Linked DNA regions of Homo sapiens: region 2 is linked to region 1. A link is an interaction called in ENCODE POLR2A ChIA-PET data of the cell type or tissue named here. Cell type or tissue: OCI-LY7. All regions are shown on one strand. Each heading gives the region's core, and the rest is flanking DNA. Links, peaks and the distances in the headings are about the cores only. Region 1 overlaps PRKCB (protein kinase C beta). Region 2 has its middle 28 kb from the start of CHP2.

Region 1 (4,395 bases), core at 181-4,180:
GATATTTGCAAAGAGAGGCAGAAAACGAGAGCTAAGGGAAGGTAACTTGGGGTTGATCTGCTTTGGAAAGGAAAATATAAATATATGACAAATGTTAGTTCCTATGTCCCCATGTATATGATGTGGGGAAATCTCCAGGACTTTTGCTTACATTGAAAATGTCTTCATCATTGGGGGTGGATGCAGTGCTTTGAGCACAACACGGGTGCCAGAGTCAAATTAGGGTTCAAGTCCTAATTCTATAAGCTTGCATAAGAACTTATACTCTCTGAGACTCTCTTTCCTCATCTATAACTGTGCTACCAATATGGTAACCACTAGCCATATGTGGCTACTGAGTACTTGAAGTGTGGTTGAATTGAGATGTGCTGTACGTGTAAAATACATATCAAATGTTGAAGACTTGCTATGCGGGGAAGTAAAATATCTCATTAATAATTTTATATTGATTACATGTTGATATGGGAATATTTGGAATATGCTGAGTTAAAGAAAACATTCTCACAGTTCATTTCACCTGTTTCCTTTGACCATTTTAATGTGATTGCTAAGAACATTTTAAATTACATACACAGCTCAGGTTTATGGCTCATGTTATATTTCTACTGGACAACACAGATCTACAAAATGTGGTTATGGGATTGCTACGAAGTTCAAAGACGTCATATGTAAAGTGTACCAGGTGCCCAGCTGTGCATTTGCTTCCCTCTTCCAATTCATATCCCATTTACCAGTAAGTCCTTTTACCTCCCAAATCTGCCTGTGTCTCTCCCTCTGCACTGCTGCCCGTGCAGACAAAGACACCATCTCTCACCTAGAAATCTGCAATTGACTCCTGACTCATCCTCCCACTTCTGCTCCAGTCCCCAACAATCCATTCTCTACTTGGCAGCCAATGGAAGGTGTGTTAAATACAAATCTGATCCTTTGCATCTCGCCTACCTAAAACTCTCCAGTGGCTTCCCACTGCACTTAGCACAGAGGCTCATCCTGTGGGGCCCCTTATGATCTGGCCCCACACCCACCACGCCCCAGCAACAAGGATCACGCCTAGCCACTTTCCTCCTCAAGACCTTTCCATTGCTCATCCCAGGGCCCAGAATGGTATTTTCCCAAATTCTGTGTGGCTAGCTCCTCCCCACCTTGTAGTTCTCAGGTCACCTGTCACCCAGTTAGGAAGGCCTTTCTGATCTAAAGTAGCCACTCACCACATCACTCTGTTGTCAAATCCTGATTCAGTATCATGACATTTATCGCCAGTGGATCTCATCCTGTTTTTTTCAATTTGCTTACCTGTGTATTGTCTGGCTTCTTGCTGAATATCAGCTCCATGGAGGGTGGGGACCTATGTAAGCCACGCTATGCCCCCAGCCTTGTTCAGTGACTGGAACAAAGCTGGTCCTCAATAAATGCCAGTTTAATGAATAGATGTTTCCACTGGAGCTGTGGTGCAGTTAGAAGCCAAATCCCCAGAAAAATCTTCCCGAGACAGTTTCTACCATCAGCAATTCCACTTCAGGATCTATATCCAAAAGAATTGGAAGTGGAGTCTCAGCCAGGTGCAGTAGTTCACACCTGTAATCTCAGCACTTTGGGAGGCTGAGGTAGGAGGATTGCTTGGGCCAAGGAGTTTGAGACAAGCCTGGCCAACATAGGGAGACCCCATCTCTACAAAAAAAAAAAAAAAAAAGATATTTGTATACCCATGTTCACAACAGCATTATTCACAATAGCCAAGAGGTGAAAGCAACTCAAATGTCCATTGACCGATTAATATATAAGCAAAATGTTGCCTATTCATACAATGGAATATTAATCAACCTTAAAGAGGAAGAAAATTCTGACATATGCTACAACATGAATGAACTCTGAGGGCATTACACTAAGTGAAATAAACCAGTCATCCCAGGAGCAATGGCTCACGCCTTCACTTTGGGAGGCTCATCCCTTCACCTTGAGAGGCTGAGGTGGGAGGATCACTTGAGGCCAGGAGTTTGAGACCAGCCTGGGCAACATAGCAAGAACCTTGTCTCTATTAAAAATCAAGAAAAAAAATTAACTGGGCATGGTAGTGTGCACCTGTAATCCCAGCTACTCAGGAGGCTGAGATGGGAGGATCTCTTGAGGCCAGGAGTTTGAGACAACCCTGGGCAACATAGCAAGACCTTGTCTCTATTAAAAATCAAGAAAAAAATTAACCGGGCATGGTAGTGTGTGCCTGAAGTCCCAGTTACTCAGGAGGCTGAGATGGGAGGATCCCTTGAGCACAGGAGGTCAAGGCTGCCATGAGCTGTGATTGCCCCACTGCACTCCAGCCTGGCCTGCGAGAAACAGGGAGACCCTGTCAAAAAAAAAAAAAAAGGAAAGAAAGAAAGGAAAGGAAGAAGGAAGGAAGGAAGGAAGGAAGGAAGGAAGGAAGAAAGAAAGAAAGAAAGAAAGAAAGAAAGAAAGAAAGAAAGAAAGAAAGAAAGAAAGGAAAAGAAAAAAAGGAAGAAACCAGCCATGAAAAGACAAATACTGCAAGAGTCCACTTACATGAGGCATCTAAAATAGCCAAACTCATAGAAACAGGAAGCAGAATGGTGGTTACCAGAGGCTCGGTGGGGAGGAAGAAATGGGAAGTTATTGCCAGTGGGTATAGAGTTTCAGTTTTACGAGATGAAAAGTCCTAACTGTTGCACAACAATGTAAATGTACTTAAAATGATACTGTACACTTAAAAAAATAGTTAAGATGGTAAATTTTATGTTATGTGTTTTTTACCATGATTTTAAAATTTTGTAATTATTTTTTAAAAATCAAGTTTTCACTTATCCCAAGGAATAGAATGGAAAACTGTGGCTAAATAGTCTAAAAGGAATAAAATATTTTTTTAAAAAACGGGAATGGGCCAGGGTGCAGTGGCTCACGCCTGTAATCCCAGCACTTTGGGAGGCCAAGGTGAGTGGATCACTTGAGGCTAGGAGTTCAAGACCAGCCTGGGCAACATGATGAAACCCCGTCTCTCCTAAAAATACAAAATTAGCTGGGTGTGGTGGTGAGTGCCTGTAATCCCAACTACTTGGGAGGCTGAGGCGGGAGAATTGCTTGAACCTGGGAGGCAAATGTAGCAGTGAACCAAGACCGCGCCACCGCACTTCAGCCTGGGCAACAGAGCGAGACTCTGTCTCAAAAAAAAAAAAAAAAACTGGGAAAAGAGAGAAAAGGAGTCAACACAGGGCCCTGTCAATGCTCTGCCCATTCTTTGTCTTTCATCTTGGGAAGATGGACACAGAGACTCATGGGCCTGGGCCCCCAGGAGCATCACAGAGTGAAGAGGAGAGGCAAACATTCCCTTTAACCTCACTGCTGAAAACTTCTAGAAGTCTGCTCTCAGGACATAATTAGGAATGCCAGCAAAAGGTGTTTCATCAGAGCACTGCTTGTAACAGTGAGAAATGGAAAATACCCCCATGACCATCCGGAGGGCACCTGTTAAAGATCGTCAAGCCAAGCAGTGGAGACTACAGAACCATACAAAAAAAAAGATCGTAAAATGTGAATTGAAAAGCAGATAGTCTCTTATGTCATCTTGACCCCATTTGTGTGTGTTTGAGGAGACAGAGACAGAGAGACATGGGTAGATAGCAAGGTATTAACATTTCTGCTTGATAAGATTATTTTCTTTCTCTGCATCTTGTTGTAATGTTCTATAATGAAGATGTATTGCTTCTGAAATAAGAAAAAAAAATGTTTTAGCGAAGAAAATATGGCAGGAAAAAATATTCAGAAGGAAACCCTAGGGGATCCCAGAGAAAATTCTAGTACCCTACTTCATTTTCTAAGAGTAAAATTATAGCACAGAAAGAACCCCCAGTAACAAATAGAAAATACAAAGCTTGAGTTATATAATTCAGAAAGGCCTGCAGAGGCTGTCAGACACCCACAGAGACCCAAACAGACCTTTTGGAGCTCAAACCAGGGCAGAGAAAATACACAAAAACTAATAGAACCCATCCCGGGATTAAAAATTAAACGTGCAGAATCACAGAGACAAAGGCATATGTGAGAAGGAGGGGGAGAAGGAGGCAGGAAGCAATGTTCACTCCTCTTTCAGGTGCTAGTGTGGGCCTTGTGTGTGTGGTGGGGGGATTCTCAAAGCTCATTTTCCCCACTGTTCTAGGGAGCCCCTATAATTAAGCTAATACTAGGAGGAAAGAGCCCTTCTATTTAGCTGTCATCTGTGTGAGCACAAGAGGTGAGTCAGGCATCTCCTGCAGCAGAATGGAAAAGACCCAGGAGCCTGCCAGCTGACCTAGCTTCTACCATGCTGCCTGGCTTAGGGGTGGGGATTCGATTCCCCCAGAGTACTACTGAGTCTAAGGACAAATAATATTAATACACTTTCAGAGCATG
Region 2 (4,395 bases), core at 217-4,216, 99 kb after region 1:
TGCCAACCCGTAGTCTGGTTCCAAGTCTAGTTCCTTCCCCAAGGGAGGGACTCCAGAACTTGCAAAAGCACCATTAGTCATTGCTTATCTGCACAGATCATGAGTATCTCATTCCAACACCATTTTGGTGAGTAACAGCTACTTCAGAGTTAGCCAATGGGAAAGAAGCAAGCCCTTCTACTGCAGCAACACCAACAAAAACCTGTCACTGCTCAGGCCAGACCCAGTGAGAAACATTCCCACCCACCCCAGGTGGCCCAGACCCTTCCCCACTAGTCAGCAGGCCTGTGGATTATTGTTTCCAGTGGATTCATATATGGAACATTTACACGTATTCCTGAATTACAATGCCTCTGAGCCTCCCACCTGCACCCCATTCCTACTTTCAAAAAGCAACCTCATATGCACTCACACACCAGTTTTCCACTGCAATCTAAAAACACAAAAATTGCCAAGTTCTTTCTCTCTCTGGCTTCAGATTGAGGTTCAGGAAGCCACATAAACTAGCCACAGCTGAGAGTGTCTCTTTTGAGGATGCCTATGCTGGTTTTGAGGTACCATCCCCTAGTGCCCACAAGGTGACCAGTTCTGGGGGTGCCCCAGGTGAGGTGGATTCTGCACAGGACCACCTTTTCCCCATCGCTCCATCACTGCAAATCTGCTCGCTTCCCCATCAATCACAAAATCTCTTATCCAAACAGTTCTGCAGACAGCATTGTTTATAAAAGCCAAACATTGGAAACAATGCAAGTATCCTTCAACGGGAGAATGAGTTTTTTTAATTGTCATTTATTCACACAATGGAATACCATAGAACAGTGAAAGTGCACAAACACTCCACACAATGACATGCATGAACTTCACAGATATAAAGTTAAGTGAAAGAAAACACTCATTTAAAAGTATTTTTGTTTTTTGTTCTTGCGATAGTTTACTGAGAATGATGATTTCCAGTTTCATCCATGTCCCTACAAAGGACATGAACTCATCATTTTTTATGGCTGCAAGAACAAAAAACCAAACACCGCATATTCTCACTCATAGGTGGGAATTGAACAGTGAGATCACAGGGACACAGGAAGGGGAACATCACACTCTGGGGACTATTGTGGGGTAGGGGGAGCGGGGAGGGATAGCATTGGGAGATAAACCTAATGCTAGATGATGAGTTAGTGGGTGCAGCGCACCAGCATGGCACATGTATACATATGTAACTAACCTGCACAATGTGCACATGTACCCTAAAACTTAAAGTATAATAAAAAATAAAATTAAATTTTTAAAAAAAAGTATTTTTGTTTGTTTGGCTTTGGAGATTTGGGTTTGTTTTTGTTGTTGTTGTTTTGTTTTATTTTGTTTTTTTTGAGACAGAGTCTTGCTCTGCTGCCCAGGCTGGAGTATAGTGGCACGATCATAGCTCACTGCAGTCTCTACCTCCTATGCTCAAGTGATCCTCCTGCCTCAGCCTCCCAAGTAGCTGGGACCACAGGTGTGTGCTACCACCCCTGGCTAACTTTTTAAATTTTTTGTAGAGACAGAGTCTCATGATGTTGCCCAGGCTGCTCTCAAACTCCTGGACTCAAGCAATCCTCCCACCTCAGCCTCCCAAAGTGTTGGGATTACAGGCGCGAGCCACCATGCACTGCCTGCTCAACACATATTTCACTAGTAGACGTGAGTTTGCAAGTCTAAAGAAGGGATGATTTGCTCTGTGCCTAATCCACCAAGAGTGATGAGAACAGAGCCCTGAGGAATACCAGCATTTAGGGGAGAAACAGATAAGAGAAAGCCTCCAAGGAAATGAGAAAGAGCAGCCAGGGAATGGTGCTCAGGAAGCCTAGAAGGAGTCAAGTCTCAAAAACAGTTTGGCCAGCTTAGGCGACAGAGCGAGATTCTGTCTCAAAAAAAAAAAAAAAAAAATACAGTTTGGCTTTGGTCAGGGGCGGTGGCTCACGCCTATAATCCCAGCATTTTGGGAGGCCGAGGCAGCCAGATCACTTGAGGTCAGGAGTTCAAGACCAACCTTGCCAACGTGGTGAAACCCCATCTCCACTAAAAAATACAAATATATATATATATATATATATATATATAAAATCCAGATGTGATGGTGCACACCTATAGTCCCAGCTACTCGGGAGGCTGAGGCAGGAGAATCGCTTCTACCTGGGAGGCAGAGGCTTCAGTGAGCTGAGATTGCACCACTGCACTCCAGCCTGGGCAACAGAGTGAAACTCCATCTCAAAAAAAAAAAAAAAAAAAGCTAGTTTGGCCAATGTCAAAATGCAGCAAAGTCATATAAGATGCAGATCGATTGAATCAGCCCAATTCCCAGAGATGTGATTTTCTTAATCCACCATATTCTATAAATTATGCATATGAGCACTAAAACCCCATTAGTCCAAATTGAATTTTGCAAAATAGTTCTGGAAACAGGAAAGCAAAACTACTATCAGTGGTTATTTCTGGGGACTGAGATGAGTTGAGCGAAGGAGGGACTCTCACCTTTTTACTTCATGTACTTCTGAATTACTTTAATTTTTACAAGGAGCGTGAATGTATTTGAAAATTTCAAATGAAGCAAATAAATGAAAATAGCTCAGTGTTAACCAATACTAGCATAATAACATTGGGAGAAGGGAAAAGTGGTTTTTGTCGATGGAAGGGGAAAGAAAATCTATGGCGGGGGGGTGTTGATGACAGATGGGGGAATTTGGCAGGCAAGGACTGGGGATGGATGTACTGACAATGTGAGAAGTGAGAGCGTGGTAGGAGATGCTGTGGTCCAGTAATTGTGTAGGTGGGTGAAAATACAATAGCAGGAGCAGTTCCCGGTTAGAAGGTTTAAGAGGCTCCTCCAGTGACCAATGGTCAGGTAAAGATGGGCAGGAAAAACCCAGCGAAGGGAGGGGGGTGATATTTGGGGTCTCACTGGCCCCAGGCTAGGGAGGCACTTTTGTTGTCAACTCACTTGGGGCTGCCTTCCCCAAGAATCAGTTGGGTCACCAGTGGTCTTAGCTACTCAGGAGGCTGAGGTGGGAGGATTGTTTGAGCCCGGAAGTTCAAGACCAGCCTGGGCAACATACTGAGACCTCCATCTCTAAATAAATAGATAACCTTAAAAAAAAAAAAAAAAAGAGTCAGTGGGGAACAAAGAGGAAACTCCCCCCCATCTACCCACCCATACCCCCAAGGCAAGACACAGAGGGCCAGAGCAGAAAACAGAGTTGGGGCCAGGCATGGTGGCTCACGCCTGTAATCCCTGCACTTTGGAGGGCCAAGACGGGCAGATTCACCTGAGCTCAGGAGTTCAAGACCAGCCTGGACAACATGGCAAAACCCCATCTCTACTAAAAAATTAGTCAGGCATGGTGGTGTGCACCTGTAGTCCCAGCTATTTAGGAGGGTGAGGCAGGAGAATTGCTTGAGCCCAGGAGGCAGAGATTGCAGTGAGCCAAGATTATGCCACTGCACTCCAGCCTGGATGGCAGAGGAAGACCCTGTCTCAAAAAAAAGAAAAAAAGAAAAGACAAAGAAAACAGAGTTGGGATGAACATAACAGCACAGAGTTAATGTAGTCAGACTGGGTTGCAATTTATTTAACATCAGAAATCTACAAAGTGCCCTTTTCATCATGTCCTAACAAGCATTGATTGTGTCTTTTGTTTGTTTTTTAGTCTTTGCTAATCTGATTGGCGAAAAGGGCTTTATTGTGACACAGGGGATGTTCTATCTAAATTGCTTGCTTACTCAAACCTTTGAGGGTGACACAGTGATTTTCATCTTTCCAGTCCCAGCATGTCACTTGACCTAGAATTAATGGATAAAAGTGCCATAGCATGGCTGTTTTTATTTGTATAAAAATGTTACAAAGAAAGAGTTGGCTGGGCAGGCATGGTGGTTCATGCCTGCAAACCCACCCTTTGGGAGGCTGAGGCAGGAGGATCACTTGAGCCCAGGAGTTCAAAACCAGCCTGGGCAACATAGTAAGACCTCGTATCTAGAAATAATTTTTTAAATTAGCCTGTATGGTGGCTTGCACCTGTAGTTCCACCTACTTGGGAGGCTGAGGTGAAAGGCTCACCTGAACCCAGGAGGTCAAGGATTCAGTGAGCCATGTTCGTGCCACTGCACTCCAGCCTAGGTGACAGAGGGAGACTCTGTCTCAAAAAAAAAAAAAAAAAAGAGTCAAGCATTTTCCTCAACAGTTTAAGCACAAGGAAAGCTTGGTACTTTGTGGCTTACAATAATGTCAATCCAGGGATGAGATAATTGGTGGCTGGCTCTTGTCATCACGAAAGGTTTACTCAGGCTATTTCATTAATGTTGCAACTGAAACCCTGCATTTGATATAACTCAATCATCGGACCACTTAGAGCACTGTGTAGAAGTTAT

What was found. Peaks named below come from ENCODE experiments on the same cell type or tissue, not always from the same donor. Only the 100,000 strongest peaks of a DNase experiment are listed, where the experiment ranks them.
Region 2: POLR2A ChIA-PET joins it to region 1 with 5 read pairs; 4 of 35 experiments call an interaction of 5 or more read pairs at or near these places.

Annotation. Positions count from the first base shown.
Region 1 is chr16:23,880,046-23,884,440 of GRCh38, reverse strand. The region is part of intron 2 of PRKCB (protein kinase C beta); the gene reads right to left. Among named protein-coding and RNA genes, the nearest start is that of PRKCB, 46 kb to the right of the region's middle. RefSeq lists an enhancer at 2,520-2,649. In OCI-LY7, for the core only: no CTCF peak of the experiment used is centred there; a DNase peak (open chromatin) is centred at 2,600; H3K4me3 peaks cover 556 bases; H3K27ac peaks cover 1,802 bases.
Region 2 is chr16:23,780,694-23,785,088 of GRCh38, reverse strand. No RefSeq gene overlaps it. Among named protein-coding and RNA genes, the nearest start is that of CHP2, 28 kb to the right of the region's middle. In OCI-LY7, for the core only: no CTCF peak of the experiment used is centred there; no DNase peak of the experiment used is centred there.